Regions from separate parts of the Homo sapiens genome. Here region 1 is linked to region 2. A link is an interaction called in ENCODE POLR2A ChIA-PET data of the cell type or tissue named here. Cell type or tissue: OCI-LY7. All regions are shown on one strand. Links, peaks and the distances in the headings refer to the core of each region. The heading gives the core; the rest is flanking DNA. Region 1 has its middle 6.1 kb from the start of RNF187. Region 2 overlaps ITPKB (inositol-trisphosphate 3-kinase B).

Evidence for each region. ChIA-PET counts read pairs that join two places held together with the same protein. Peaks named below come from ENCODE experiments on the same cell type or tissue, not always from the same donor. Only the 100,000 strongest peaks of a DNase experiment are listed, where the experiment ranks them.
Region 1: POLR2A ChIA-PET joins it to region 2 with 6 read pairs; 1 of 35 experiments calls an interaction of 5 or more read pairs at or near these places.

What each region holds. Positions count from the first base shown.
Region 1 is chr1:228,477,025-228,485,589 of GRCh38, reverse strand. No RefSeq gene overlaps it. Among named protein-coding and RNA genes, the nearest start is that of RNF187, 6.1 kb to the left of the region's middle. In OCI-LY7, for the core only: no CTCF peak of the experiment used is centred there; DNase peaks (open chromatin) are centred at 5,979 and 6,439; H3K4me3 peaks cover 1,340 bases; H3K27ac peaks cover 1,754 bases.
Region 2 is chr1:226,711,310-226,724,146 of GRCh38, reverse strand. The region is part of intron 2 of ITPKB (inositol-trisphosphate 3-kinase B); the gene reads left to right. Among named protein-coding and RNA genes, the nearest start is that of ITPKB, 22 kb to the left of the region's middle. RefSeq lists enhancers at 1-747, 5,956-6,455, 11,128-11,197, 11,698-11,777, 12,138-12,197 and 1 more. In OCI-LY7, for the core only: CTCF peaks have their summits at 6,730 and 6,936 (motif pointing right); a DNase peak (open chromatin) is centred at 6,696; H3K4me3 peaks cover 1,353 bases; H3K27ac peaks cover 2,048 bases.

The sequences.
Region 1 (8,565 bases), core at 5,288-7,787, 1.8 Mb before region 2:
GAACTTGCTGGAGAGAAAAGTAAAAAATATAAAAAATGAGCAAACTTCATAATGAACTAATCTTGTGAATGAGAAAATATCAAAAATTATAATTAAAGGCAAATAGCCAAATTAGGAACATTGTAACCACAAATATACAAAGAGTTTATAAAATTAGGTAAGGAAAAGCATGATGGAAAATACACCTTGTCATGGGATTTTTCAAATCACAAAAAAAAAAGCACACAAATGATTGAACACACATGAGAAAAAAATGTACACTCTGCCCAGTTAAGAAAGAGGAAAATAAAACGAGACTCTCTTTCTTTCCACTATTAAGTAAGCAGACCAAACAAAAAAAAGGAAACTTGGCCGGGAGCCGTGGCTCAGGCCTGTAAACACAGCACTTTGGGAGGCCGAGGCGGGTGAATCATCTGAGGTCAGGAGTTCAAGACCAGCCTGGCCAACATAGTGAAACCCTATCTCTACTAAAAATACAAAAATTAGGCTGGATGTGGTGGCACACGCCTGTAATCCCAGCACTTTGGGAGGCTGAGGCAGGTGGATCACAAGATCAAGAGATCGAGACCATCCTGGCCAACATGGTGAAACCCCGTCTCTACTAAAAATACAAAAATTAGTTGGGCATGGTGGTGCACGCCTGTGGTCCCAGCTACTTGAGAGGCTGAGGCAGGAGAATAGCTGGAACCGGGAGACGAAGGTTGCAGTGAGCCGAGATCATGCCACTACACTCCAACCTGGCGACAGAGCAAGACTCCCTCAGTTTCAAAAAAAAAAAAAAAATACAAAAATTAGCCAGGCATGGTGGCACGTGCCTGTAATCCCAGCTATTTGGGTGGCTGAGGCAGGAGAATCGCTTGAACCTGGGCGGTGGAGGTTGCAGTGAGCCGAGATCACACCACTGCACTCCAGCCTGGGCAACAGAGTGAAACTCCATTTCAAAAAAACAAAAAACAGAAAACAAACAAACAAAAAAAACACTTGATTCTGTGAATACTGCTTCTTGTAATCCACGTAGCAGTATCGATTAAGGATTTTCTGATTGGAATTCCTTTTCTTAGAAAACAAACTATAAAAATAACAGGAAATGAAAATAATAAAAATTGGGTTGTAAAAAATTGGGCTGTTTTGTTTTGTTTAGAAATGTGGCTGGGAGAGGTGGCTCATGCCTGTTAATCCCAGCACTTTGGGAGGCTGAGGTGAGTGGATAGCTTGAGCCCAGTAGTTCAACACCAGCCTGGGGAACATGGCAAGAACCTGTCTGTACAGAAAATTTTTAAAATTTAGCTGGGCGTGGTGGCACGCACCTGTGGACCCAACTACTTGGGAGGCTGAGGTGGGAGGATCACCCGAGCACAGGAGATTGAGCCTGTAGTGAGCCGTGATCATGCCACTGCACTCCAGCCTGGGAAATGAGAGAATTTTTTAAGACCTTGTCTTAAAAAAAAGAAAGAGAGAGAGAGAGAGAGAGAGAGGTGGGGGCGGGGGGTGGGGGAGAGAAGGAAGGAGTGGAGGGAGAGAGGAAGGAAGGAAGAAAGGGAAAAGAAAAAGAAGAAAGGAAGGAAAGAAAGAAAAGGAAGGAAGGAAGGAGAAAAAGAAGGAAGGAAAGAAAGAGAGAAAGGAAGGGAGGGAGGGAGGAAGGGAGAGGAAGAAAGAGAAGAAAGAAAGAGAAATGTATGTCATATCACTATTCATTTTGGAGAAAAAAAAAAAAACCTTGAAGGTCCAATACTAGGGGCATGGCTTAGCAAATGGTAGCAGCCATGAACTTGCACATGTGTGCATTAGAGACTTTTGGAAGTATACACTGGCAAAGATTGTTGCCTGAAAGCCTCTCTCCCTTACCACCAGCAGAATCCACATTGTGTGGTGCCAGCATCCCCACTTCCCAAGACAGGGTGGCTGGTGTAGGTGCCAAGGGGAACCCTTGGTCCTCTCAAATTTTGATGAAAAATTGCAAAAGGCTGGTCGCGGTGGCTCACGCCTGTAATCCCAGCACTTTGGGAGGCCGAGGCTGGCAGATCACAAGGCCAGGAGATGGAGACCATCCTGGCCAACACGGTGAAACCCCATCTCTACTGAAAATACAAAAATTAGCTGGGCATGGTGCTGCATGCCTGTAGTCCCAGCTACTCGGGAGGCTGAGGCAGGAGAATCGCTTGAACCCAGGAGACGGAGGCTACAGTGAGCTGACATAGCATCACTGCACTCCAGCCTGGGTGACAGAGCCAGACTCTGTCTCAAAAAAAAAAAAAAAAGAAAGAAAAATTGCAAAAGGCAGATCAATTGGAGAAAAGGCAGACACATTTATTTACTGTGTCTATACAAACCTAAAGATATGGGGGAAATCGTCCTTTTTTTTTTTTTTTTTGAGACGGAGTCTTGCTCTGTCACCCAGGCTGGAGTGCAGTGGCGCGATCTCGGCTCGCTGCAACCTCCGCCTCCCGGGTTCAAGCGATTCTCCTGCCTCAGCCTCCCGAGTAGCTGGACTACAGGCACGTGCCATACCGCCCGACTAAGTTTTTGTATTTTTAGTAGAGACGGGGGTTCACCGTGTTAGCCAGGATGGTCTCGATCTCCTGACCTTGTGATCCGCCCACTTCGGCCTCCCAAAGTTCTGGGATTAGAGGCGTGAGCCACCATGCCTGGCCAAGATATGAGGGAAATCATCCATTTTTATGCTTAGGTTCCACAAGGTATGGACAGCCATGCAGAAATAGAATTGGGCAAATAGGGTCGGAGCTAATGAGAAGAGCCTAAGTGGGGACACCCAGCCAGGCCTGTCTGTCTAGATTCTTATGGCCTCTCTGAGCAGTCTTCCTTCCTTCCTTCCTTCCATCCAGGACCCTCTCTGGAGTGAGGGTCTTAAGATCTACAGTCTAACAAGGTAGGTCAGATCATTTCTTCATGGCTGGGTTTTACACAGAAAGGCAGAAAGAAAATTAGAGTCATATTTTTTAAGTGTTATAGCTGGCTTTGGGTTCTAGTTTCTATGACTCACCTTGAGGAAGAGGGATTCTAGTTTCTATGGCCAGACAGGGGAGAATGAGGGGCTAGAGACAGAGGGCCAGAGAAGGTCAGAGAAAACTTTTTGCTTCTGAGGCTGCTTAGGATGTCCTCATTTTGGGTCTTGTTTTCTGAGCCTCCTGGCACTTCTCTGTCCAGCCTCCCTCCTCTCTACCCTCCAGATTAGAGACTGAGCCTGATGCCGTTTGAGCACTCAGTTGGGTGGGGAAAGAGTACTCCTCCTCCCTCATGTGCCTCTTGAACTGTTTGGAAAATTGAAGGCTTTCACTTTCTGATCAGAGACAGGATCAAAGTGGGCAGTGGGTTTTTTGTTTGTTTGTTTGTTTGTTTGTTTTTTCTCAGCATGACATCTCATAGATTCCACAAAGACAGAAGAACATTGACGAGTCTTGGATGTCTCTGGGCTCTTGAATTCCCATCGCATTGGCATCAAAGAACTGAATAAGACACTGTTCCGCCACAAAACGGTGCTGGATGCTGAACCATCATCTTCTCAGGATAATATTTTCAACTGATTAATGTAAAATGTTTGGGGATTTCACTGGCAACCACAAAAGCATGTGAATATTTTCTCTAAGAGTGCGATGAAGTCTTTTTTTTTTTTTTTTTTTTTTTTTTTTGTGAGACAGAGTCTCACTCTGTCCCCCAGGCTGGGGTGCAGTGGCACAATCTCAGCTCACTGCAACTTCTGCCTTCTGGGCTCAAGCAATTCTCTTGTCTCAGCCTCCCGAGTAGCTAGGACTAAAGGCACCTGCCACCACGCCCAGCTAATTTTTGTATTTTTAGTAGAGACAGGGTTTCACCTTGTTGATCAGGCTGGTCTTAGACTCCTGACCTCAGGTGATGCACCTGACCTCAGGTGATGCACCTGCCTTGGCCTCCCAAAGTGTTGGGATTACAGGCGTAAGCCACCACTCCTGGCCAGTCTTTTTTTTTTTTTTGTAAGGCAACAGAAACAACCAAAAAATGGATGACTAGAAGAGAGGTAAACGATTCTAATTATAGGAAATTTTTGAGACAGTCTTACTCTGTCACCCAGGCTGGAGTACAGTAGCATGATCTCGGCTCACTGCAACCTCCGCCTCCTGGGCTCAAGCAATTCTCCTGCCTCAGCCTCCCTGGTAACTGGGACTATAGGCACACACTACCACACCCGGATAATTTTTGTATTTTTAGTAGAGATGGGGTTTCACCATGTTGGCCAGGCTAGTCTCGAACCCGTGACCTCATGTGATCCACCCGCCTCAGCCTACCAAAGTGCTGGGATTACAGTTGAGAGCCACCACACCCAGCCTTAATTACAGGAAATTTTAATCCCACATTTCCCTTGTATATTTGATGTGTCTTTTGTTATATGTATTTTATGGCATTGCGGGTTACCCTGTTTAAAATTGTAGTCTCACAAATCAGAGTGTACAAAAACGAATGTTGAAGAGGCCATAAGCTGTGTATTTAAAAGAAATATGGGAGATGCAAGGATGTTTGGATAGGAAGATATGACTTGGGAAATCTCATGTCCGGCACAGGGAAAAAGGAATCTGAAGTAATTAATTTTCATTGCTCCTAAAAGGCGAAATACAACTAAGAAACACAACTTCCTACGTGGTATGAAGTCACTCTGCTCTTCTGCCTGAGAAAATTGTCAGAATAGAAATGGAGTCACGAATGTTCACAAAACCCTGACCAATAGGATTGGAGAAGTCCTGAAGAGAAGATTTTTGGGCTTGCATGCCTGATTTAAAAAAAAAAAGAGACTACAAAAACCACAGCCTTGCTCAGAGGACATCGCCAGGGTACACAAAAAAGACATTTGCAAGGACATCTCCCCAGTAACCTCCTGTTTAACTTCGGACTGGTGTCACCCTTGTTATTGATATTTCTAACCACAGATAATTATTTCAAAACAATTATGTAATTCTTCTTATTTTTTTCCTTTAAAAACCTTTGTCTTCCTTTACCTCTCTGAATACGCACTTACTTTTTACTATGGCACACGTATTCCCATTGCAATGCTTTATTCCCAAATAAATTTCTTTTAGAGAGCTTGTCTCGGTTTATTTCAGTTGACACCAAATTTTCTATGTGTAAGTGAAAAAAAGGTAGGGGGGAATCATAAAGTGTCAAAATGGAGAGATGTCTTCCAGATGGTTCAGTCCAGTCCCTGTGTCTTACTAAAGGAGACTAAGCATGTTAACACACACACACAAACACACACACACACACACACTCCAACCTGCTGAAAATAAAGTCTCTTTTTAAACATTTCTGTCTACATTGTTCTGGTGTTAGAATTGCACTGGAGGACGCCCAGCTGGTGTCCACTGGGGAATCTGCAGAGTTGCTTGCTTGGTGTGTGGGAAAACACTCCTGCCAACATCTGGTGGCAGAAGGGTCATGTTGAGTGGAGAGTTGGAAAAAAACATGTCCATTGATTTTTCCTGTATGTCTTGAGTTGCAGGGGATGGAAACCCCTTTCCTTTAAGCAAGGAAAATGGGTTTAACAGGCAAGGTACTTGGGAGTGTGTGTGTGTGTGTGTGTGTGTGTGTGTGTGTGTGTGTGTACATAAGAGGGGGCCCACACAGGCTGGTGATAAAGGTGGACTCTGAGCTGAGATGTATGCTTTTTAACTAGAGCCTTGTGCCTGAGTAGAGTAGCATGCAATAAATGATACCTGAGCAGTTCTGTACCTACACCAGATCTGTTTGGAGGGCACAACTCATGCTGCATGTTTCAACCACAGTCAAATAAATAATACAATTCAAAATGTCTTCTTGGCTCTTCAATCTCACATGCATTTAGGCAATCCCACCCTTGCCTCACTAAAATGAGTGCCCACTGATGACCACAACCTTATCCAACATGGTTCTCAAATCGAGGACACATTACAAATGGGCTGATGGCATCAACTCCCACAAGCCTCTGTGTGCTGCTTTGATGTGTCAGGAGCTTTAGGTTGCGGGTGACAGGACCTAACTGCAGATGGCTGTAAATGACAGTGGAGGAGGGTGGCCTGTGGCTCCTGAGACTGCAAGTGCAGCCTGATACTGTCAGGCAGTGTGAGCCCTGGGAGCCTGGGGATGTCCCAGGACACACACTTCTTCCTCCGTCCCCTTCCTCCTGGGTGGTCCCCCTACAGCCCCAGGCAATTGTCTCCTCAAGGCCAAATGGCCAGGTCGGGCTTCCATTGACAGCCACTCCAGCCCAGCAAATCAGAGCTCCCCTCCTCCAGATATCCAGGGTGGGTGTTGGGCCAGGCACTGATGCCATTATCATGACCAGGGAAGGGCCTGAGGACCCAGTGGTCAGACCTCCCATCATGGGCTGGAACCAGCTCCGGCCAGAGAAAGAGGATGCATTCGAGCAGGGCCCAAGCCCAGAGCCACACACCAGCTAGGGGCCAAGGGAGAAAAGGAAGGAAATGACGAAGGGGCCTGATTAAAAAAGAAAAAAAAAAAAAAAAACCACAGCCTTGCACAGATACCATCGCCACCACAGACAAAAATGAGGGACTGTGGTCACCTGCAGGGCCAGAGACAGCATGGGTGGGCTGGGCTACCATCCATACCTCAACATCCAGGAGCCCTGGCCTCTCTCACTGCAACCCTCCACGCAGGCAGAGATAACGTTCACAAAATTAACTGCTACCCTTAAAGATGGCGAATATTAAGCTAACTGTATTATCCAATATTATGGATAGCCTTTGCATAATTTTTAAACCTTTCAACTTAAAAACTCATGTCAAAACCAATTACTCAATGTTTCATTTTAAATGCAATTGTAATGGTAATCTTTTCAATATTTCAGATGTCAAAATTGCTCAAAAAATTAGGATTCTAAATATCTAAATATACCCGTGAAAGGAAAATAAATCTTGGGGCCCCAAAGTCACTTGGCTAAAGAGAAAAGTCAAGCTGGGAACTGCTTAGGGCCAACCTGCCTCCCATTCTATTTAAAGTCACCCGTCTGCTCACTGAAATAGATGCATATCTGATTGCCTCCTTTGGAAAGGCAAATCAGAAACTCAAAAGAATGCAACTGTTTGTGTTTCACCTATTTGTGACCAGGAAGGCCCCTCCCCACTTTGAATCTTTCTGCCTTTGCTTCAGGTTTTCCTGCCTTTCCAGACTGAACCAATGTACTTACATATATTGACTGATGTCTCATGTCTCCCTAAAATGCATAAAACCAAGCTGTGCCCCGAGCACCTTGAGCACTTGTCGTCAGGACTTCCTGAGGCTGTGTCATGAGTGCCTGTCCTCAACCTTGGCAAAATAAACTTTCTAAATTAACTGAGACCTGTCTCAAATTTTCAGAGTTCAAATACCTAAGGTATTTCTATTTTATTTACTTACTTAAGAGATGCATTCTCAGTGTCCTTTAGTTCAATCTAATCCTTATGCCTATCAAAAGACAAAATTACAACAAATTTAGAGACATAATGTTTTTAAAATTATTATTATTATTATTATTATTATTATTATTTTGAGACAGGGCTTTGCTCTTGCTCTGTTGCCCAGGCTAGAGTTCAATGGCGCAATGAGGGCTCACTGCAGCCTCCACCTCCCTGGCTCAAGCAATCTTCCCACCTCAATCTCCCAAGTAGCAGAGACTACAGGTGTGTGCCATCAAGTCTGGCTAAGTTTTAAAATTTTTTGTAGAGAAAAGGTTTCACCATGTTGCCCAGGCTTGTCTCAAACTCCTGGGCTCAAGTGGTCCTCCCACCTCAGCCTTCTAAAGTGCTGGGACTACAGGCATGAGCCACCATGCCTGGCCTAGAAGCTAAGATATTTCTAAACTGAAAGTAATAATAATAATAGGTATTATTATTATTATTCTAAGCCTTTGATTCACTATATATAAAGCAATTCCATAATCCTGACCCAAGCAAATTTGGTTTTCTCTCCCAGGTCCCTGAAGTGAATGAATGATAATCTCTGTTCAGATCCTATCACTTGGTTCCCAGCTTGAACCGGGATGTTGACAAAAATACGGACTAGAGCACAAAAGGGCCTTGCTTGCCTTGCACACCCTTCAGACATAAGTTACAGCTCTGTGGTTTCTTCCATCTAAAACTTGCAACCTCCCTGTCTCAATTGGTTCAGGCCGCTGTGAAAGGAAGATAGTTGGACCCCTTCAGGCTGGGAACCTCTCAGGTCAAATCTACCTCACATGCTATTCAGTCATCCCTCTGCTCACAGAGATAGACGCATATTCTGATTGCCTCTTGGGAAAGACTTATCAGACACTCAAAAGAATGCAACCATCTGTCTCTCTCATCTACTTGTGACCTGGAAGCCCCCAGTACAGTGTGGGTGGGGCGGCCTTGTTTTGAGCTGTCTCCGCCTTTTGGGATGGAGCTAATGTACTTCTTAATATATTAATTGATGTCTCATGTCTCCCTAAAATGTATAAAACCAAGCTGTGCCCCAACCACCTTGGGCGCGTGTTGGCAGGACTTCCTGAGGCTGTGTCACGCACATGTCCTCAACCTTGGCAAAATAAACTTTCTAAATTAACTGAGACCTGTCTCAGATTTT
Region 2 (12,837 bases), core at 5,404-7,903:
CATCTCTAACATGAGGATAATGAGCCTCTCTCAGGGGGTGCTGTGAAGATGAAAGGAGATAATGCAGCTCAAGTACCGGGTGCAGAACAGGGGTGGAATAGAGGACACCCCTCCACCAGTTGTGAAGAGCGTTTTTAAGTGGATGCCCTAATCGCCTTCACCAATTGGCTCGAGTCACGTTGTCCCAAGTACAGCTAATTGTCGAAGATGATGACAAAACAGGCAGCAGGATTTATTTTTCCAGGGAGGTTCTTTAGTTGCAGGAGAGGCCTCACTTTGTTACTAGGGATTGGAACTTGAAGTTTAAAAAAACAATCCCCTGTATTCAGCTGCCGGCAAGAGGTGTCAGGTTACACACCCTGGGGACCAGCCTCTTTTTATTCTGTTTTGTAGGTGGAAACTGGCTGAGGTCATCCAGACACAAAATGCCCAGCATTTGGGGTGTGAAAGCCTCTGTCCCTTCCCTCCCTTCCCCTTGTTCCTCTGCTTTCTTGGTGCATCTTTTAGAGTCACTGTAGCTCATAAGAGAGCCAATGAAATATATACATATATATCTCTCTATACACACACACCCACACACACGTGTGTGTGTAGAACAACACTACTCTGTATCGGTGTGGCTTTTCTTACCAAGGAGGTCTCTGGACGTGTGTGATTTAATTAGTCTTCGTCTCTTCTCTGTGCCGCATCTGGTGCCAGGCCAGGCACGTGCTTATTAACACAGGCTCTCTCTGAGATTAAGGAGATGTTTTATCTTACTGCACACCCAGTGAGGCCCGTCACGTGTCCATTCACAGGGACTCAGGTCCAGGTGGCTCTGGGGTCTCTGAAGTACACTGTGCGTCACCCTGGCCTCCTCTTGAAGTGAGCCACAGAGAACCTACCCAGGACTTCCCAAGTCACAAGGCCATACTGTGCCCTTGTCATCTGGGCTGGGATGGTGGAGTGGAAGGAAAAGCCAGTCAGGTGACTGGACGGAGCTGATGAACCCCGAGCACACCAGCTCACTTCCAAGTCCCAGGAGGGCCTACTGGAACCCATGCAGGATCCGGGCTGGATGGCTACAGGTTCCATCTGAGCAGCACGGACTGGCGTCACCACAGCCCTGGGCATCCTGCCTGCCAAACCCTGGTCTCTACTCTGCTACACACAGGATGTGTGAAATGGAACTCTCTCCTTCCTTTCAGCTGTAATGGGTGGGGGGCAGGGGGAGCAGGTAGCCTGCAGGGTTGACCCCTGGGGGTTTGCATCTTTTCTGTCCAGGATGATCTATTCAAACCTTTTCTAGCCCCAGGACCCATTAGGCATCTGTACAGAGCTTCCAGGCTCTGAATGTGCAGTTTTGAGACGTTGCCCCTTTCTAGACATATGTGTCTCAGGCTCAGCCTGCCCTAACACCTCCCCAAGCCCCAGTTTCTTTCTGCCCTTTGCAGGATGAAGGGACTGATGTCTGGGAGGATTGAAACCACGAAAGGAGCTTGTTAGCACGTGGCAGTGTTGACCTCAGGGGTGGTCTGATGGCGAATGTGCTGGACAGTAACTCCCTTATTGCCCCAACCTGGAAATATACACAGAATGGTAATTAGTTTCGATCTCAGGGTAAAGCCATATGGAGCAGCGTCTGGGATGCTGTTTACCTTGCGGTATTACACTGTACATTAAAAATCAGCTGCTCTCTCCTGAGAGCCGAGCCGTCTCCCGCCTCTGCAGACTGCTGGTTAACCCCAAGAAGCTGAACGGAGCCCTGCAGGTTCTGGGTCCTTCCTGGCATCCTGTCTTTGGCATTTTGAACTGGCCTAGATTTTCTGGTCAGTCACCATTGGCCTCAAATACCACATTCCCAGGGGAAGGCAGGAGAGTCTCCTAGGAGTTGGAGTGGCAAGGAGCCCCAAGGATCCATGTTGTGCTTGAAGGGCGAGTGCCCTGAATGTACCAGGTGGCAGGTTGCTAGGAACCTTGAGCCTGGCCTCTGACTGTAGTTTGGGAACACTGACTTTGCAAAGAAGACTTGAGCAACTTCAGAAAATAGTTTATGGCTGGGTGCGGTGGCTCATGACTATAACCCCAGCACTTTGAGAGGCTGAGGTGGGTGGATTACCTGAGGTCAGGAGTTCGATTCCAGCCTGGCCAACATGGTGAAATCCCGTATCTACTAAAAATACAAAATCAGCTGGGTGTGGTGGTGCGCGCCTGTAATCCCAGCTAATCCTGAGGCTGAGGCAGGAGAATCGCTTGAACCCGGGAGGCGGGAGTTGCAATGAGCCCAGATTGTGCCACTGCACTCCAGCCTGGGCCACAAGAACAAAACTCCATCTCAAGAAAAAAAAAAAGAAAGAAAAGAAAAGAAAAAAAGGCCAGGTGCGGTGGCTCACGCCTGTAATCCCAGCACTTTGGGAGGCTGAGGCAGGTGGATCACCTGAGGTCAGGAGTTCCAGACCACCCTGACCAACATGGTGAAACCCCGTCTCTACTAAATACAAAATATTAGCCAGGCGTGGTGGCGTACGCCTGTAATCCCAGCTACTTGGGAGGCTGAGGCAGGAGAATTGCTTGAACCTGGGAGGCAGAGGTTGCAGTGAGCTGAGATTGCACCACTGCACTCCAGCCTGTGCAATAAGAGCGAAACCCCGTCTCAAAAAAAAAAGAAAATAGTTCAGTATGACCCCATGACCAGATGTCATAAAAGGGAACATAAGTTCCCCATAAAGGTATTTAAAAGTCAGTTGCCCAAAGGATAGGATGGAGGAGTCCTGGCTCATCAATATTTCTTTTATTTCTTTTTTTTTTTTTTTTTTTTTGAGACAGAGTTTTGTTCTTGTTGCCCAGGCTGGAGTGCAATGGCGAGATCTTGACTCACTGCAACCTCCGCCTCCTGGGTTCAAGCGATTCTCCTGCCTCAGCCTCCTGAGTAGCTGGGATTACAGGCATGTGCCACCACGCCTGGCTAATTTTGTATTTTTTTTTTAGTAGAGACGGGGTTTCTCCATGTTGGTCAGGTTGGGCTCGAACTCCCGACCTCAGGTGATCCACCCACCTCGGCCTCCCAAAGTGCTGGGATTATAGGCGTGAACCACTGCGCCCGGCCAATATTTTATTTTATTTTTTGAGATGGAGTCTTGATCTGTCGCCCAGGCTGGGGTGCACTGGCATGATCTCAGCTCATTGCAACCTCTGCTGCCCGGGTTCAAGCGATTCTTCTGCCTCAGCCTCCTGAGTAGCTGGGATTACAGACAGGTGCCACCATGCCTGGCTAATTTTGTGTTTTTAGTAGAGATGGGGTTTCAGCATCTTGGCCAGGCTGATCTTGAACCGCGTGATCTGCCCGTCTCGGCCTCCCAAAGTGCTGGGATTATAGGCATGAGCCACCACGCCCGGCCGCGCCCGGCCAATATTTCTTTTGAAATTCACTGGGAGTTATAATTTTACTACCAGTTCAATATGAATTAACAGGTGGTACGGCTGTAAAAAATACTAAACAGTCTTAGGATGCACAATAATAATAAAAATAATAGCAGCAATGATTTCAGAAGTGCCTATTATGTGCCAGGCATGTTCCGTCAAATACTTTATGTAATTTTTGCAGGGCATTCATTATTTTCCTCCTTTTAGAGATGAGGATGAGACATATAAATTGTTAGTCCCAAGCCCACAGCTGATCAATGGCAGGACTGGGATTTTAACTCATCTGAATCTCCCAAGTTCCTACCCTGTCCTCTCTGCCACCCATCAGCTGTCGCCTGGAGAACAGAGGAAGGTGGCTTTGAATTTAGTTCTGGGCCTTGTGCTTTAGGGGGACTGGGGACTAACTGAACTGAATGCAGAGGTGGATGGGTGGAGCAATGGGGCCTCTGAACCACAGCCCTGGGAGGTGGCTGAGGGAATTAGGATTGGTTGTTGCCGTGGAAATACTGGACCCCGGGGGAAAGAGAGTGTGTTCACATAGGTCCCCTGGAGTACCGTTTTAGTCTAGTTAAAAATTTTCTACTTGAGGAGGTGGAACTAAGAGTGGATTCTTTTCCTTATAAATGAATGGGCCTTTGTTTAAAAAAGGGATGTAATAGATGCAACTGCAGCAAAAGTGAGCTCCTGGAGCTGCCTCCTTAGGCTGATGAACTGGAAGAGAACTCTTAACCCTAAAGGGCAGGAAAAGGTTAAAGCTCCTCATTGCTGCAGACATAGCAGGGCAATAAGCCCCTGATAGCAGAAAAGGGGAGCACCCCAAGGCACTCACTCTGTAATCCGGGTCCCCAGGGACTCAGCCTGCCTCCCACAGGGAGAAGGGCAGATCTGCCCACGGGAAAGAGGGTTTCAGCAGATACAGAGCATGGATCTGCACGTGTCCAGATGCCTCAGGCCACCCAGAGAGAGCATCGTGGGCCTCTGTGCTGCGTGGGGCTTGCTAGGTACTGCTATACTGTGAAGCACCCAGGCAGCCTGGAGCTGCACGGCCTGCGCATGAGTCCAACAGGTACAAGCTGTTGTGGGCTTATAATGTCAGCACCTAAGCAGGAATTGAATGCAATCGAGTTGAGTTACCTGCCTCCAGGTAAATTAAGTTAAATCCTCATTTAAATTAGGAGACATGGGTGAGGGCCTAAAGGGGCCAGGACACAGAATGCCCAGGCTTTCAATAGGTGATATTCTCAATAGGTGATAGAGGTGAAGGGTGTGGCACCTCCCTGGAAAGGAGCACAGCTGCGGTCACCAAGTGAGGCTGTGGCCTCCATCGTAAAGGCCATGTGGGGCGGCAAGTGACCGACCACAGGGCACGGTAAGTCAGCAGGGAGCGACCACCAGGATTCCTTACCAAAGTTGGATTCCTCAGTCTCTGCTATGCTACCCTCAGAGATTCAGATTCAATTTTTTGTTTTGTTTTGTCCCGCTCTATTGCCCAGGCTGGAGGGCAGTGGTGTGATCTTGGCTCACTGGAACCTCTGCCTCCTGGGTTCAAGTGATTCTAGTGCCTCAGCCTCCCGAGTAGCTGGGATTACAGGCGTACGCCACCACAACTGGCTACTTTTTTTGTGTTTTTTAGTAGAGACGGGGTTTCACCATGTTGCCCAGGCTGATCTCAAACTCCTGGCCTCTAAGTGATCTGCCTGCCTCGGCCTCCCAAAGTGCTGAGATTACAGGCACGAGCCATCGTGCCGGCCCCCGATTCACTTTTTAGGAGGGGACATCTGTGTCATTTCCAGGTCTGGCTATTTTGAATAAAGCAGCTGTGAACATTCGTGTACACATTTTTGTGTGATGTAAGCCTTCATTTATTTGTGATAAATGCTCAGGAGTGCAGTTGCTGGGTCGTACAGTAGTTGCACATTCATTTCATATTTTACGAAACTGCCACACTGCTCTCCAGAGTGGCTTCACCATTTTACATCCCACAGCAGTGTATGAGTGCTGCAGCTTCTCCACATCCTTGCCAGCGTTTTATTTAGTAGCTAAGTAGCTACTTTTATTTTAGCCACTCTGGTAGGTATGCAGGTATGCAAGGCCATCTCATTGTAGGTTCTTTCTGTGTCTTGTTTTGTTTTGTTTTTTTTGAGACAGGGTCTTGTTCTGTAGCTTGCCCGGGTTGGGGTGCAGGGGGCAATCATGGCTCACTGCAGCCCTGACTTCCTAGATTCAAGGGATCCTCCCGCCTTAGCCTCCCAAGTAGCGATTTATAGGACAACAGGTATGCAGCACCATGCCCAGCTAATTTTAAAATTATTTTGTAGAGATGGGGTCTTGCTGTGTCGCCAAGGCTGGTCTCAAGTCTCCTGGCCTCCCAAAGTGCTGAGATTATGGGAGTGAGCCACCACGCCAGCCTTCATTGCAGTTTTAACTTGCTTTTCTCTTTTTTTTTTTTTTTTTGAGAAGTCTTGCTCTGTCGCTCAGGCTGGAGTGCAGTGGTGCGATCTTGGCTCACTGCAAGCTCCGCCTCCTGGTTTCAAGTGATTCTCCTGCCTCAGCCTCCCAAGTAGCTGGGACTACAGGTGCCCGCCACCACACCTGGCTAATTTTTGTATTTTTAGTAGAGACGAGGTTTCACTATGTTGGCCAGGCTGGTCTTGAATTTCTGACCTTGTGATCCGCCTGCCTCGGCCTCCCAAAGTGTTGGGGATTACAGGCGTGAGCTACCACGCCCGGCCAACTTGCTTTTCTCTAATGGCTGGCGATGTTAATTTTTTCACTGGCTTATTTACCGTCTCCTTCTGTGGAATGATCTGGCTTAGAAAATGAACAATTCCACAGAGGTGCTATAAAAACGGGCAGGGTGTCAAAAGCCTTGGCCTCCTGTTTGGGCTTTGCCTCTCAGGGCTTCAGGTGAAGGTGTTTGGTCATCTCTGAGGTCGCTTCCTGCTCCCAGTGTCCTCTGACTCCAGGATAGAGTCATGCCCCTTGGCGGGCAGCCCGGTGGGAGCTGTGGTGTGTAGGAGGCCCGGACGGCGGCCCCTGCCCACATGCCATCACCTCCCAGCTCCGTCTCCACAGGAGCTTACCCAGGCTGACTCACAGGTGCTGTATTATTTAAGGAAAGTTGTTTATTGATTGTTGGGGCCTGGAAATAAAAAGAAAAACAAAGAAGCAGATGCAGAGTGTCTCCTTGCCACCTCCCTCTGGGCGCCTCCGAGATGGTGGCTGAGGACCAGGCCCCACTCTGGGTGAGGCTTCCTTTCCGCCACTGGTGCTTCCCTTTGTCTCTCTGCAGCCTGGGCCTGTGCTTTGGGTTTAGTTTTGCAACATAGTCATGCTGAAGGTCCCAGAGATGCTTCCCCTTTTTATTGTAATTAAGCCAAAAAAGAAACATGGGGTATGTAATTTAGAACTACTCATAACCACAGAGATGGAAGGAATTTTCTCTTTAAAGCTAGCACTAGATTTCACCTTGCACCCTAGGCCACTTGCCCATGTCCTTGCCATCTTTTAACTCCTGTCTCAGGAGGGGGCAGCAGAAAGTAGTCTTGAGAGTTAATGGGATTGCTACTAGTTTGAGTACCTGCGGGAGGATTTGGTCTCCATCGAGAAACAGGGGAAGATGTCATCTGCTTAAGAAGGTATTTATGTTTGTTTTTCTGCCCGGTGATATACATGAACCCGGTAGTGTGTGAAATAAAGCATCTTAGTCCTCATTTCAGTGAATCAGAAGAAACTAAAAGGCATGGTTATTTCTCCCTCGGTATGATGAAGTCTATATAATATTTGCAAAATCTCCTTTGGTGAATTTGTATAAACAATCTATCACAAAGAAAGTATTGTTTTCTATATGGGCTTAAAGGATTTTTGGAAAATGGGCAGAGGATTTTCCCATGTATTCCCTGAGCCTGGGGAATGGAAATCATCTCATGGAGACAGATGACCACAGGCTTTCCACCCAGTCCCCGTGGCCCACTAGAATTGTCCAGCATGTTTCAGTGGTTATTTGATTGGGCTCAAGACCAAAGTTGGAACTGAATCAAATGATGGTTTGGTTCAGAATATTTTTCCGTTTTGGTACGTTTTGAAAACCTAGGTTTGATGCTGGTTGCAGTTGTTCAACAGATTTTTTAAAAAAAACTTTGAGTACAACACACACTGAGGCCTTTTGCGGGTGGAGGTAGGGAAAGCATCAGGATAAATAGCTAATGCATGTGGGACTTAATACCTAGGTGATGGGTTATAGGTGCAGCAAACCACCATGGCACTTGTTTACCTATGTAACAAAACTGCACATCCTGCATATTTATCCTAGAACTTCAAATAAAATAAAAACATTTTAAAAAGAAAATAAAAAGAGAAGATTTTTAGAAAAAAATAAAGAAAAAGATTTTAGAGCCACAGAATCTCTTTTTAGAGTATGGGAAGAACAGAAATTCTCTGGGTAGAGCAATTTTTGACAGAAGATGATTTGGGTTTATATGAGATATACAAAACTATTCTTACGCATTTTTACTGCATGCCACAACTTGGGATTTCTTAGTATTTTCCACATCAACCACACTACTTTAAGTCGTCTGGTTAGAAGTGTATGAACATGTTATAAGCTCAGAAAATGGCATGTAAAAGCAATAGAGGGCCAGGTGCGGTGGCTCACGCCTGTAGTGCCAGCACTTTGGGAGGCCGAGGTGGGCAGATTGCCTGAGGTCAGGAGTTTGAGACCAGCCTGGCCAACTTGGCAAAACCTCATCTCTACTAAAAATACAAAAATTAGCCGGGCATTATGACGGGCACCTGTAGTCCTAGCTACTCAGGAGGCTAAGGCAAGAGAATCACTTGAACCTGGGAGGCGGAGGTTTCAGTGAGCCGAGATCTTGTCACTGCACTCCAGTCTGGGCGACAGAGCGAGACTTCATCTCAAAAATAAATACATAAAAATAAAAGCAATAGAGTATTACAGTGTGAATCAGGAAATCTTGCACGTTTTGAAGGTTTCAAATGACTTGGTTTAATAAAGAAAGAAAACTTGTAATACCTAGAAAATTGACGTTGAATGGGAAAAATAAAACAAAATATTGCTATACAAAAACCTCTTGTTACATTCCTGACTCAATCTGATATTTGTGTTTGGTTTATTTGAATACATAAAATATATTATGGCCATTGGTGAGTAGTTAGTTCATTTTGATTCAAGTTACTTCTCCAGATGGCATCATTGTTATAAAATTTAATTTCCGTGAACTTACATTCTTCCAGGATGGTTGTGTGTGTTGATCTTCTGGTTTCTTAAATCTTCTGGGTCAGAGTTACTATACTTGCATTTGTGCTTCGCAATGAACTAGAATAAATACTTTCTATTAAAACCAGCAGAGGTTTTGCTAAAGAGAATGCACGCACAGGCCTTGTCTTTTTGGTGCAAGGTAGAGGGTTTTATCTACTACCTGCGACTAACTAGCTTTCAGAAAAGAGTGAACTAACGCTTTACCCATGGAGTTCACAAACGTTCATGGTGTACTGGCAGTAGGGATACATGTACAAGCATAGCTTAGTTCCTACCTTCTAGGGATTCGAAGTTTAGTAGAGGAGGCAGATTGTAATACCTAATACCTATTATGCTTTTATTATGTGGTAGTCATTGAAGGAGAAGTTAAGTGACATGTCTAAAATCATAGTAATAGAAGAGTCAGGCTATGAACCAAGATATTCTTAGAGTTTCTCATCGTTGGCATTTAGGGACAGATACTTTTCAGTTGTGTGGGGCTGCTCTGTGTACTGTAGGATGTTTAGCAGTATCTCTGGTCAGTAGCACCTCCCCCCATTTGTGACAACCAGATGTCTCCAGACATTGCCAAATGTCCCCCATGGGGAGAATCGCCCCTGATTGAAAAGCACTGCTCTAGAGCCTGCTCTTGTGCCCACCACTCTGTACTGTCTTCCCAGATGAGTGAATGCTATGGGAGAGAATAAGCATGTTTACAGTGTGAAGTCCCAATTCCTGCTGACAGCAGAGGACAGATGCCAACACTACCTAGGGTGGTGGAGAAGAGAAATATTCTCAGATATGGTGCCATTGGAGTTGAATTTTGAAGGGATTCACGTAGTCAGAGAAAAAGGAAGACTATCTGGAGTAAAGGGATGTGTGTGCACAAAAGCATGGCAGCAGGAGGAAGCAGGGCAACCTTGAGGATGACAGGTAGTTTTCTATAGACCCTTTAATTTACTCTTCAGTGCTGTTCTCTTGTTTCCTCTGTTCAAACAGCAAGCCAGGGTTACAGCAGCTCTTCATGTCATTCTTACTTCAAATCAAAGGTGTTGTGTTAGTCAGGATGAGCTAGGTTATGTTGCAGTAACAAACAGCCCCAGAATTGGCAGCAGAAAACAAGAAAGGTTTATTTTCTGCTCATGCCACATACCTGATCTGGGTCAGCTGTGGTCTCATGGTGCTGGTTACTGTACAGAGGGAATGAGAACATGGTGAATCACATACTGACTTGTAAAGCTACATTCCAGACAAGCAACACTTACCACTTCTGCTCACATTTAATTGGCCAGGTAAGTCTGCTGTCCTCACCTAATTTTAAGGGGCCAAGAGAGTAGAGTCCTACCATGTGCCCAGGAGAACTAGAAATATTTGGGGACAGCACTCAGGTGTACCATAGATGTCAGAGGCTCATACCTGAAATGTTCAAGCACACACAACTCATTGTCTGCTCTCTGAGAGCCTCCTAGCTTGGCTTTCAAGAAGGGCCCTTTGCCATAGACGGTCAAGATTTTAAAAAATATCAATTATCTGAGTAAGTCAAGGAAAGTCCTTGTGGGACCAGGTCACAAGCCCTCAGTTTTTAGAGTCAGGATGTTGGGGTGGGAGTGATAGAACTGATTGAAGTCAATATAGCCTGGATGTGGTAGATTGTTTTATGTGGAGGGGTAGTTGTTCAGGACACTGATTGTTATCTGAACACCCAGGATGCTTTCTTTGGCTGTCACTGTAGTAAAAAGAACAGTTTTAAAGCCTGAGCCAAGTGTCAAGCAGCAGGAGGGTGTCCTTCGTGAACTCTGAATTTATGGGGCTGAGTCTGAGAGCGAAGAGATGCCAACAGTAGCGACTGAGAACATTCTGGATGATTTTAGTAAACCCCGAACAAATTCCTTATACACCAAGGAGCATTCTCCTTGTTAGAAATTCCTCCAGACCACGACTCTGGCCCTGGCCCTGGGGTGAGGAGATAGGGTGCCTGGCCGTAGTGGATCTAAAACGGGATGACACCGGAAACCTGTGGGGAGGACGCCGTCCTTGTCGCCCCTTGACAGAGGGGGCACAGAGGCCTTAGAGAAACAAAAATAAAAATAGCAATTGTTTGCCACTTCCCTCCCTAATAAAGTGTTCTCTCCAAACCTGGTTTCCACTCTATTTCTGAACTGTTTCGCCCCATGGTGTGTAGGAAGCCAGGGTAAATGTGGGAGTGGGAGGAAGGGGACACAGGCAGCAACTCAAAGGAAGGCAGAATTAGTAGCCGTCTGGGAACCGGGGGCGGGGGCATTCTAGAAATGCGAAGAGGTCGAATAGCCAGCTGGGTCCGGAGTCTCCTCACCTCTGGTGTCTTAGCGGAGCATGAGTGTGTATGTATGTGTGTGTATATGTGTGTATATTTATTTGCGCATATGCACGTGTGTATGTGTGTGTGCATGCATGTGTGTATATGGGTAAGTGTGCAGTGTGTGTTTACGTGCATGCATGCATGTATGGGTGTAGATATGTGGGTGTGTAGATAAGTGTGGGTGGGCACATGCGTACACCCACTGGAGGGGTGCGATGGAAGTTGTGTGCAGCTGCGTGAGCGTTACTGACCATCCTGTGGTTTGCTGATAGCTGCTTAATCTGGGTTGTGTGTTTCCTCCCTCCCCAAGCAGACACTCAGGGTGCTCCGTGATGCACCGGGACGCTAATATTTTCACACCTGCAATCTGTATTGTTCTTTTCTCCTTCGGAGAGCAATATTGCCCTTCTGGGTGCTTAAGCAGGAAACACAGGACCAGATAATTTAAGAGGAGCCTTAATGCTCAGGGCCAGAACAGACAGACGGGCCTGAACAAGGTCACAGGCCGTCCAGGGAGTGCAGGGCTAGGGCAATGCCAGCCCACTTCCTTCCAGCCGAGCGCTCCCTTCACGGTGACCACCTTCCCTTCAACGTCTTTGTTTCCCGGCTGTAAAATGGGCATGTTGCATACAGCTATGTAGGAAGTGTTTGCAAGTGCCCAGGCTCTGGGAATTTGAGTAAAGAAGGCCCTTTGTCAGTGGCGCACACAGCCTCGGCTTTCTTCACCTTGTCAGTTGTCCATTCAGGTGGAGTAGCTATGAACACCCACTTACCCTTCACGTATCCTAGGATCAGGACTGTGCCTGCAGTGACCACGAAGGCTGGGGAGCCAGATGGCTATGGACCTCACGAGGGCCTGCCAGTTCCCAGGAAGGGGGTCTGGGCTGCCAGGACAGGGGGCAGCAGCAGGACTCAGAGAGAGGGGTTGCCTCGCAGTGAGCCCTGCCCATCTCTCGTGCGGTGGGAAGGTGGTTTAAACCCTGCCCTTACCCCATGCTCTGAGGTCTCCGGAAGACACAGGTGCTATATATAAAACTAAGACTATTATCTCACTCTTGCTAAGTTTCCACCCTCGCGGCTTACTGTACACCACCGGGGAGAACATTTCCTGAAGCCCTTCTCCCGGAGCTCTGAGGCCAGGGTGAGGGACGCCTTCTGAGAGAGAAAACCTTCCCCGCAGGGAGGCCTTTTGCAGAACAGGGAGGAGAATAAAAATGTCCAGGCAAATGCCCAACCTCACCCTAGTGAGCTTCCCACTAGCTGAGCTGGGGACCAACATGGTACCAGCCTACAGGGAAGCCCCTCATCTTCCCCCTTTTGCCTTTTAACATGGAGTCTCTGGGTCAGGGATGGACACGGTGGTGAGGGATGCTAAGTATGAGCAGACACCCTAGTGGGTTCAGCTCAAACTCCAGAGGGGATGGGGATGGGCAACACTCCTGAGGAACTTCTGTTCAGCACTCGTCATCGCCAGGACAAATGATGGGAGGTCCAGGTTGGGAGGTTTCCATTTAAGCGTTGGTTCCTTGCAATTTCCCTGGGTAGTTTTTTCAAACAACCCATGATTGTCATTTTCGGTCGGACGATCCCCATTGTTTGGGACTGTCCAGCACACTGAAGGTCACTGAGCATCTGGGCATCTGGGCCTTGGAGCACTATTTGCCATTGTGCAACATACACAACACACACACACACACACACACACACTCTCTCTCTCTCTCTCTCTCTCTCTCTCTCTCTCTCTTTCAAAACACCCTCTAGGGCTGGAGGCAGGTACTGCATCTGGTTAGGAACCACTGCAAGGAATTATTTACCTTGGCAACATCTCAAGAGGATATCG